3 separate regions of the Homo sapiens genome follow, and regions 1 and 3 are each linked to region 2. A link is a contact called in ENCODE Hi-C or POLR2A ChIA-PET data. All regions are on one chromosome and are shown on one strand. The core of a region is the stretch at or near the end of the contact, and the rest is flanking DNA. Distances in the headings are between cores, read along the strand shown. Region 1 holds the start of NEK7 (NIMA related kinase 7). Region 2 overlaps NR5A2 (nuclear receptor subfamily 5 group A member 2). Region 3 overlaps PTPRC (protein tyrosine phosphatase receptor type C).

Region 1 (3,056 bases), core at 187-2,686, 2.0 Mb before region 2:
TTTATGAATATTTGTTGAGCCACATGAATCAAGGCCTCCTTTTGAGATCGTGAACGTTTTCATTTATTTATTTATTTTTTTGAGACGGATTTTCGCTCTTTCACCCACGCTGGAGTGAAGTAACGCGATCTCTGCTCACTGCAACCTCCTCCCCGCCTCGGGTTCAAGCGATTCTTTTGCCTCAGCCTCCCCAGTAGCTGGGATTATAGACTCCTGCCACCACGCTCGGCTAGTTTTTGTATTTTTAGTAGAGACAGGGTTTCGCCATGTTGGCCAGGCTGGTCTCGAACTCCTGACCTCAGGTGATCACCCCCCCCCCCACTTGGCCTCCCAAAATGCTAGGCTTACAGCCATGAGCCACTGCGCCCGGCCATTTTTCTTTTTAAAAATAAACTTTCCAGATCTTAATTTCATGGCTTTAACATTTTAAATGTTTGAGGTATAATCTACTCATTCTTGGCTCTAATCTTTTTGTCAGGGAAGTTAAACTAGTGAGAGACCTATGAACAACAGCAACAATTTAATGAGCACGTCTTATATGCCAAGCTTTGTGGTTAAGCACTTTGCTTTATCTCACTTAATTCTAACTATGGTCCTAGAGGTTGGTATTACAACTAATCTCCTTTTACAGAGAGTTACTGAGACTTGGAGAGGTTAAATAACTTGCAGCCAGGTCACAAAATTAATCACTGAGTTGAGACGACAATTAAGGTATGGCCGACTCCATACTGCCTCCTAGCCGTCTCCTCGAGTAGTTCATGCCCTGTTAACTTAAGTCGTGAAGCTGCTGGTGTCAAAGCATTCCTTTTGCAGTTTCGTGTACTAGGGTTCTGGGTGATTTTGCACATATTTATTTCAAAGATCCTCCGTACCACACCAGGGAGTTTACCTTCTGGAATGTTGTTGAAGCCCCTGTCCTCTATGCTGGGACACTTTCATGCAACGTTTGCTTAGCCAGACTCAGGAAAACGCCTTTTTTTTTTTTTCTCATTTCCCTGCACTCCACATTAAACACAGAGGTAGTTTAAATCACCTGGTAAAAGAAGATGGGATCACAAACGCTGTGGTCCAGAAGGGAACATCAGTAAGTCGGTTCACCGCTTGCAAGTGGGGGCACTTACATATAAATGAAGAAAAAACAAGTTCTTAAAAAGCAGCCGACCCTGGGTTCTTAAAAAGCAGCCGGGGAAGAGGGCTCAGGGGACCGGACGCGGTGCCCCGCACCACGCTAGGCCTGACAACCGGAAGAGAGGGGCCAGGAGGGGCTCCTCCAGAGCGACTTCGGCTCCAGTAGGGAAACCGCCGAGGCTCCCCCAGCTCCAGGGAGCGCCGGGGACGCAGGCGGGAAGCCTCCATCGGGCAGCCGGCCTGGACTCACGACGCGGGGTGGGGCCGGCGCCCGCCCCGCCCCTCTCCTCGGGGATGCCGGGATGTTTACACTCCTGACAGCGGCGGCAGCAGGAGGAGGATCGGGAGTCGCGGGAGGATGGGCCGCCGCTAGGCTCGCACTCCGGACGCGCCTCGCAGTGCGCAGGGTGGGTGCCCCGCGCCTGCAGCGTCCGCCGGGGCGGCGCGGCGGGAGGTGGCCGACAGGCTCCGGGCCTCGCAGCCTCAGCCCCCGGCCCAGCGCGCTTTCCGACGGCGGCGCCGCGCCGAGCCACCCGCCCGCCCAAGGTCTCTCGCGGGCGGGAGAACGGAAAACTCCCAACTTCCTGGTGAGTCGCTGCCCAGGGTTCAGGCGCCCGGACCGGGCAGCTCCTGCCGGGAGGGGCCGCCTGCGGGAGTCGGGCCGGGAGAGGGAGGTCGGGACCGCGCGGGGCGGCCTCCGGGATACCCTCGCTCGGGGTAGGTGGGGCGGGGCGCGCTGCGCTCGAGGCGGATGGGGGTTTCGGTCTTGTTCGTTGGCAGCGGTGGGAGGGGGCGGCAGGAAACTTCATACCTGGCCCCGGCTCTAGAGGCCCGAGGCCGCCAAGGGCGCCGCGGTAACTAAGAAACTCCGTGGCCACGGCGGCGGCGGCAACAGGTCTTTGGTTTCGGGACCCGAGGAACTTAAGCGAAGTCCCGCCTTCCGGCGGATGCTCATTGGCGACGTCGGTTATTTATCTCTCGCGGATTGGTGAAGTCCGTCTGTCAGGATTCGGCAGCAGCCCGACTTAGGAAAGTGAAGTGCGCTGGGAGAGAGTGGGTGGTGGGAGCCGGCAGATAGGGGAGAATCCGAAGTGGCTTCAGAAGTACAGGGAGCGTGAGAGGTCTGTCGGAGAATGAACTTGGGAGAGACTCGGGATTACAAAATGTCGGAGAGAGGGATTGCGAGGCAATAGCGAACATTGCTGGTGATGGTGGCAATGGAAAAGAAATTGAAAACTGAGGCCAAAGTCAGAGAAGGGTAGCCAAAGGAAAACAGAGAAAAGTGACAAGACCGTATGACCGCAGAACAGTGTAAGGAAGCGAGCACAACCTAGAGGATGCTGCCTTGAGAGCTAAAGAACTTCTGTTGCCTCTGTTACACTGTAGGCCTTCACTCCTAAAACCGCAGCATCCTCTATTTAGTCTTGCACTGGGAGCGTACTGGGGTCGCGGAGAGATGATGTATCGTGTTCTCACCTTGCTGTAGTCCTCACTGGGGAGAAATGCTAAAAAATATACTTAGTTTACAGTAAGATACATGTTACTGTCCTTGCGCAATTCTGGTGACTGAACTGAAAATCAGAAATACACAGAAATAAAATGATTATTCTCCTTTGAGGTTACTGAGCTCAAGGATGCAATTGAAAACACCACATTTCCATAGTTTGTAGAGCCTAATGTACCCATCATAATGGGAACCACTGTTTCTAGTTCCTCCTCCAAGGAATTTACAGTTTCAAGGCTATGCACACTCCCTCCAGGCGACAGCAGTATGTCTTGTCAGGTTGCATTAGAGAATTAAAGTACAGAGTATGTGTATTATAAATATGTTCTGTTCAGGACCTTGAGCTGCTGGTGGTGTGGTCGAAGAATGGCATAGTCCTTGCACTCAAAAGCTACAGTATGTTTGGGACAACCGGTCAAACCCT
Region 2 (2,832 bases), core at 209-2,708:
CAAGGACTGTGAAAAGATTAATTAGTCTTTGCTGGTTTCATCAGAGGATGCTGAGAAACTGGCAACAGGCTCTCTCCTGCACCACAGCCCAAGAGGAAGATCCTCTTTTCCCCAGCAAACCAGGTAGCAATGACATCTGCAAGGTTAGCCTTTCTATTTGCCAGTGTCCCTGACAATTAAAACAGTGAAAATAATTCATGCATTGCCAATCTTAATTACACTCTTGCTTTCGTTTATTCCTTTTGCTACTTTCCTGGCTGGTGTTTTGCATGTTACTTATATGCAGTAGTACTTATCTAAAGCCTACTTTAGAGTAGTTGTCCTTACAAGAAATGGAAGTCTAAGTAGAGTGGAATAGCATTTGGATGATTACAGATTCTCTGTGAATTCAGCTAACACTTTCCTCAAGGTAGCACTCATGCTCCTGTTAAAAGTACATTCTTTCCACATGCTTTTTTCACATAGTTAAAAAGAAATCCTTCCATGACATACTGAACCCTAATACCAAATAAGCTGGTGCTTCCCCTGAGCCACATAGGAGAATGTTGGCTCTGAGAATGTCGCAGCATCCCTGCACTGCTGTGATGTGCAGTCAACAGAGGGTACGAGCTCTGGCAGAAAACCCAGAACAGGATATTATGCACAGTAGGGGCTTTCCAACCCAGCTGTTCCAAGCCCTATAGGGTCAAAATGATGGGGAAATCCAGAATGACAGTAATTATGCCATCAACCTTACGGCTCCCTGCCAGAGAGGTTGCTGGTTAGACATCTATACATCTAGTAGCTGTTTAATACATTTTTTAAAACAGGTATAGTGAAAGAATGCATTTTAAGCAGGAATTGAAAATGTACTAAGAATGAGACAATAATGTATGAGCAAGTACTTACTTTGTTTCTTACTTTAGGTAAGAAAAAATAAAAGGAAGGAGGAAAGGTATGGAGGGGGAGATAGAGGGATGGAGGGAAAAGAAAAGGAAAGAGAAGTAGATAGAAAATCAAACACAGATGAAAGCAAAGACAATTATGATTATAATTATTTCATTCCCTAATCATGTAAGATTTGAATTTTCTAATTAAGAAAAAAGAACAAAATTAGTTCATATGTCAAAAAGAGGATTCTAAAATTGCACTGACATAAATGTTATTCTGTGATTCAGTTGCATTCTTAAATTGGTGTGTTATTTATGCAAATTATGGTAAGAAAAATAATTTTGGATATTTTTGTTTTACAAATATATTTTTCACTTTCACCACATTATTTCCAGAAGTATCTTTCCTTCCACAGGGGTTCCCTGTCTGCTCTTGCTTCCTCCAGCTCCTCAATATATGTACCTTTCAGGGTTGTTTCAGCAGTCCTGAAGTTGTGTGTGTGTGTAAGCATGATTAAGAGTACTTTTGTGGGAGTGTGCTATTGCCAGCCTCACAGATGGTGTTATTTCCTGTGTTAGACTTCCTACTTACTGATAGCTGGGCTCACACTTGACATCCTCTCTTAACTGCCTCTAGACCAAAACATGCAAAGTCTTGCAGTGTGGGAGGGAACCTGTGGCTGTGCATTGGGTTCAGTTGATAACAATAATCACCAGCCCTGATGAGTCACCAGAGAGCAATGGGGTGATACTCAAGTACCAGAGAGATGGTGGTGGTCTCTGGTGGCCCCACCACTGTCCACCACTTGCAAGTAGATAAACTGGTCATTAAAGGAGCTGTGGAGAGCCAGATGCAGTGGCACATGCCTGTAGCCCCAGCTACTGCAGAGGCTGAGGCAGGAGGAACACACAAGGCCAAGAGTTTGAATCTGACCTGGGCAACATAGTGAGACCCCTATCTTTAAAAATAAAGAAATAAGTAAATTTTTAAAAAGAAAGGCATTATGAGAGTTTCAGCAGAACATTTAGGAAGGGTCTTCTAGAGATAATGATGGACAAGTCAGTAAGCTGCTTGTTCACACACTAATGTCCAGTTCATGTTGACTGCTATCTACCCACGTCTTCTCTTCTGGCACCTGCCTTAGTGGCTGGAAGCTCTCTCAGAAGCTTAAAAAGATGCTTTTATTTTACCTACCCAACAAGGTTTCTACGCATTCCAGCCTCCAAGGAGGGGTGGTTCCCCTTTGTGAACTGAGATTTAGGAATATCTATGTTTACAACTCCGGGACTAAGATTCAATAAAGCTTCAGGAGGGTGGAAGTGCAGCTTGTGAGGGCAAAACTTTAGAATCCAGTGGACTTCTTAAGGTCATCTGAACAGTGAGAGTAAGTACTAGGCTCTTATCCCACTTCCACCACCAACCAATGCAGAAGTGGGATTAAGATTGATAATCCTGAGATAGCATTAAATGTTTTGATACAGGCATGCAATCCATAATAATCACATCAGATAAACAGTTGTTCTGTGCACACAATCTAACATTTATGCATTTTTTCTTTAAAAAACCTTTCTGCATCCAAATGGCACATTCATTAAGTTTAAAATGAAGCACAAAAGATAGAGATAAAATGAAGCAACTCTATAATTATATAAATTATAAATCTTACTGTAATAATTATACAGTAGACTTGGAGAAAGACAGGCCTTTCAAGAATTGGTTTTTAGAGATGTGTCTAATGCCTTAAAGAAGTGTTTGCTTTAAAATCTTGAAAAAGCCTCATGTAGAAGTGAGATGTTGTAAAGTCATCATTGGCTTTGGCCACTGCCAGGTCGACTACCAGTTTGCTATTTGTGATGTATTTCACTATTTTGGAACTTACAAAGCTATTCCTGATTTCCTTCTGTTAATGGAGGATTAATGACAATGCTGAATCCACAGATAATAATAAAAAAATTTTTTTTT
Region 3 (2,873 bases), core at 160-2,659, 1.5 Mb before region 2:
TCAGAGGCCATTATGACAATTAATGGGCTAGTGGAGACACCTGGTCTCTAAGAAGGAGACACCAGCTTCTTCATGTTTTGATTTCTGCCTTGTTCTCTTGTCTGTCACCACTAGACACATACTATTTTATAGTAATTACTTGCATATTTTGTAGAAAAGGCAGCTGTGTTTTCTACAAATATTTCACAAATGTTAGTATTGCTCTATGCCAAGGAACAGAAGACAAATTTGTGGAAAAGATACATGTGGCCCCTCCCCAGGTGGGATTTCTTGTGTAGGCCCCATGCAGTGGAGGGACAGAGGGGGCCAGTGCTCATTTTGAGGACACGATAGTTCGGACTGTCTGAGGAAATCGACAGTGTGTGTTTAATGACCAAACCAACATGGCTTTGAAGAATACATATATATTTTTTTTTTTGCTTTTTTTTTTTCATTGCCCAGGCTGGAGTTCAATGGCATGATCTCAGCTCACTGCAACCTACGCTTCCCAGGTTCAAAGAATTCTCCTGCCTCGGACTTCTGAGTAGCTGGGATTACAGGCATGCACCACCATGCCTTGCTAATTTTGTATTTTTAGTAGAGACAGGGATTTTCTATGTTGTTCAGGCTGGTCTCGAGCTCCCAACCTCAGGACCTCAGGTGATCTGCCCGCCTTGGCCTCCCAAAGTATTGGGATTACAGGCGTGAGCCACTGTGCCTGACCAAGAATATTTTTCTTAATTTTTCTGTAAAACTAGTTGTTTTAGTTTTCAAAGAAAGATATTTTGGTAGTTTTTCTTTAAAATGCATATCATCATACAGAAATCATTGTCCACGTATATGGACATATATATCTATATAAATAGATTATATCTATATAAATATATAGATATATTTGTCCATATATATGTCCATATATATATATATATATATATATATATATATATATATGATCTTTTTTTTGATATAGTGTCCTAGACCTGGAATTCCTGTGTTAAAAAATGAAAACATTTTCAGTCTCTTCATATATATTGACAAATGGCTTTCAGAAAAGTTGTTTCCTCTATTCTCTTCCTAACATTGTATGAGTTTCCTTTCACATACTTTTGTCAGAGTTTAATTTTATCATTTTCAAAAGTGTTACTTTTATAAAAACTGGTATTTCTTCAATTTACCATTTTGTGATTAATTTAATTTTTACTGTGTTCAGGGTTTTATCATATGCTTATTATTTACATTTCCTTTGTGAATTGTGTTCCTATGATTTGCACATTTATCTTTTGTGCAGCTGTGTTTAAATTTTGAATATAAAGTTATATGAAAGAGGAAATATGTAATTTACATAAACACACCCAAATATATGTGTGTGTGTGTGTGTGTGTGTGGTGTGTGTGTGTATTCTGTGTTGAAATAAATGGTAGAACCAGGACAACAGGTAGAGGTTATGAGGTTGTCATCTGTGACACAGTCTAGAGGAGAAACTGTGTGGGCATCTATCAACTTACCTTTTTGAAAGAATCTTAACTATTAGTTTCTGGAATATTCAGAGAAGACTTGTAAGGCCAACATGGACTCTAGTTTCCATCCTCCTGAGAAGACATTCCATTATGAAATCTAAGTAACTTTGACAGCAAACCCTTCAGTCTTATCATTTTCATTAGATAATCTACCACCAACACAATGATCCAAAAATGCATTATATTCTTGCACTGGAGTTCTTCACTTTTTGCTTCACCCCAAAACTGCCGCTCCTAACCACATGCTTAGCTGCTAACTTTCACACCAGGCTTATGAGAACAGTATTTTCAGTAAGCTCTCTTTTCAATTCCTTTCACAATGGAGCTGCAGAATCTTTGAGTTGAAAGAAGCCTTAGAGGTGACTAGGATCAATGTATATATATCCCTCTTACCACACACACTCACTGAATATTTTCTAAAAACTACATTAAGAAAAAAAGAAAAGCCTAATTTAGTGCTGAACTGCTGAAATATTTTGAAATTTGTGGTTTCAAAATCTTAACACTGTTAATTGAAACCAATGTTTCTCATGCCTTTTAGTCTCTGGACTCCTTTTTAAACATTCTTAAACATAAACCTAATTTTTAGCATAATTGTGGAATATAAAGAGGTTTTGTCTATGTGGGTTATATATATTTATTGTAAAATAAACTAGATAGAATTTTAAAATATTTAATTATTTATTAAATAATAATAAATCAATATATTAATATAAATAGCACATATTGTATGAAAAACAACCAGATATTATAAAACAAAGATTTAATAGGAATAGTGTCACTTTTTTGCATTTTTACAAATCTTTTAAATGTCTGTCTGAATAATAGATAGCTGGATTCTCATATATGCTTTAATATTCTCTATCTGTTGTAATATTATATACCATATAGTTTCTGGAAACATTAATTTTCTACTAATGAGAGAATGAGAGAGAAGAAGAAAAATAACTTCTTAGTACTGTTAGGTAAATAATAATACTCATAACACTTAATTAATATTATTTTGACCTTGAAGAATCTTTAAAAGGTTCTTGGGGACTATCTTGAGTCTCCAGAAAACACTGAGAACCACTGATACGCCAACAAGATAAAATTCTTATCCTTACCGCAGCATGGAATAGGACCATACTTTCTTCCTTATAATAATACTTCAAGTATTTGAATGTATTTATTGTATTTTCATCTATACTATTATTTTTTAGGACAAAATAGACTTCTTTAAGTTTTCCGTATTTGACACATTATCTTGCTCCCTTCCCCACTACCTACCTCCGGTTAGCCTCCTCTGAATACTCTTGGATTTCAATTTCATTTATAATGTGTGATATTCTGGACTGGACACAGCACTTCAGGGACCTGGTATCTTGAATCAACAAA

Evidence for each region. A loop is a pair of places that touch in the nucleus more often than their neighbours do. ChIA-PET counts read pairs that join two places held with the same protein, here RNA polymerase II (POLR2A). Pooled maps may share reads with other maps.
Region 1: a pooled map shows a loop between it and region 2 (5-fold over the local background). The contact joins the promoter of NEK7 here to the enhancer-like site in region 2. A Hi-C loop is called at or near these places in 1 of 168 maps with a recorded cell type or tissue (B cell), 1 of 37 single-sample maps with no recorded cell type and 6 of 50 pooled maps.
Region 3: a loop to region 2 is called in a map with no recorded cell type, with 5 times the contacts of the local background. The contact joins two enhancer-like sites. A Hi-C loop is called at or near these places in 1 of 37 single-sample maps with no recorded cell type and 2 of 50 pooled maps. POLR2A ChIA-PET finds 5 or more read pairs at or near these places in 1 of 52 experiments (B cell).

Annotation. Positions count from the first base shown.
Region 1 is chr1:198,155,562-198,158,617 of GRCh38, forward strand. NEK7 (NIMA related kinase 7) reads left to right here and starts at 1,437. Exons shown (of 10, transcript NM_133494.3): 1 at 1,437-1,715. RefSeq lists enhancers at 623-682, 2,113-2,162 and a silencer at 1,273-1,872.
Region 2 is chr1:200,152,858-200,155,689 of GRCh38, forward strand. The region is part of intron 7 of NR5A2 (nuclear receptor subfamily 5 group A member 2); the gene reads left to right. Among named protein-coding and RNA genes, the nearest start is that of NR5A2, 130 kb to the left of the region's middle. RefSeq lists an enhancer at 749-818. Within about 2 kb of position 1,459, at least 5 of the 41 ENCODE cell types and tissues checked have a DNase peak (open chromatin) inside an H3K27ac peak, as active enhancers do; they include B cell, where a contact is called at or near this core.
Region 3 is chr1:198,659,139-198,662,011 of GRCh38, forward strand. All of the region lies in intron 2 of PTPRC (protein tyrosine phosphatase receptor type C), which reads left to right. It overlaps PTPRC-AS1 (PTPRC antisense RNA 1), which reads right to left. Exons shown (of 3, transcript NR_199042.1): 2 at 1,485-1,568. Among named protein-coding and RNA genes, the nearest start is that of PTPRC-AS1, 6.6 kb to the right of the region's middle. Within about 2 kb of position 1,410, at least 4 of the 41 ENCODE cell types and tissues checked have a DNase peak (open chromatin) inside an H3K27ac peak, as active enhancers do; they include B cell, where a contact is called at or near this core.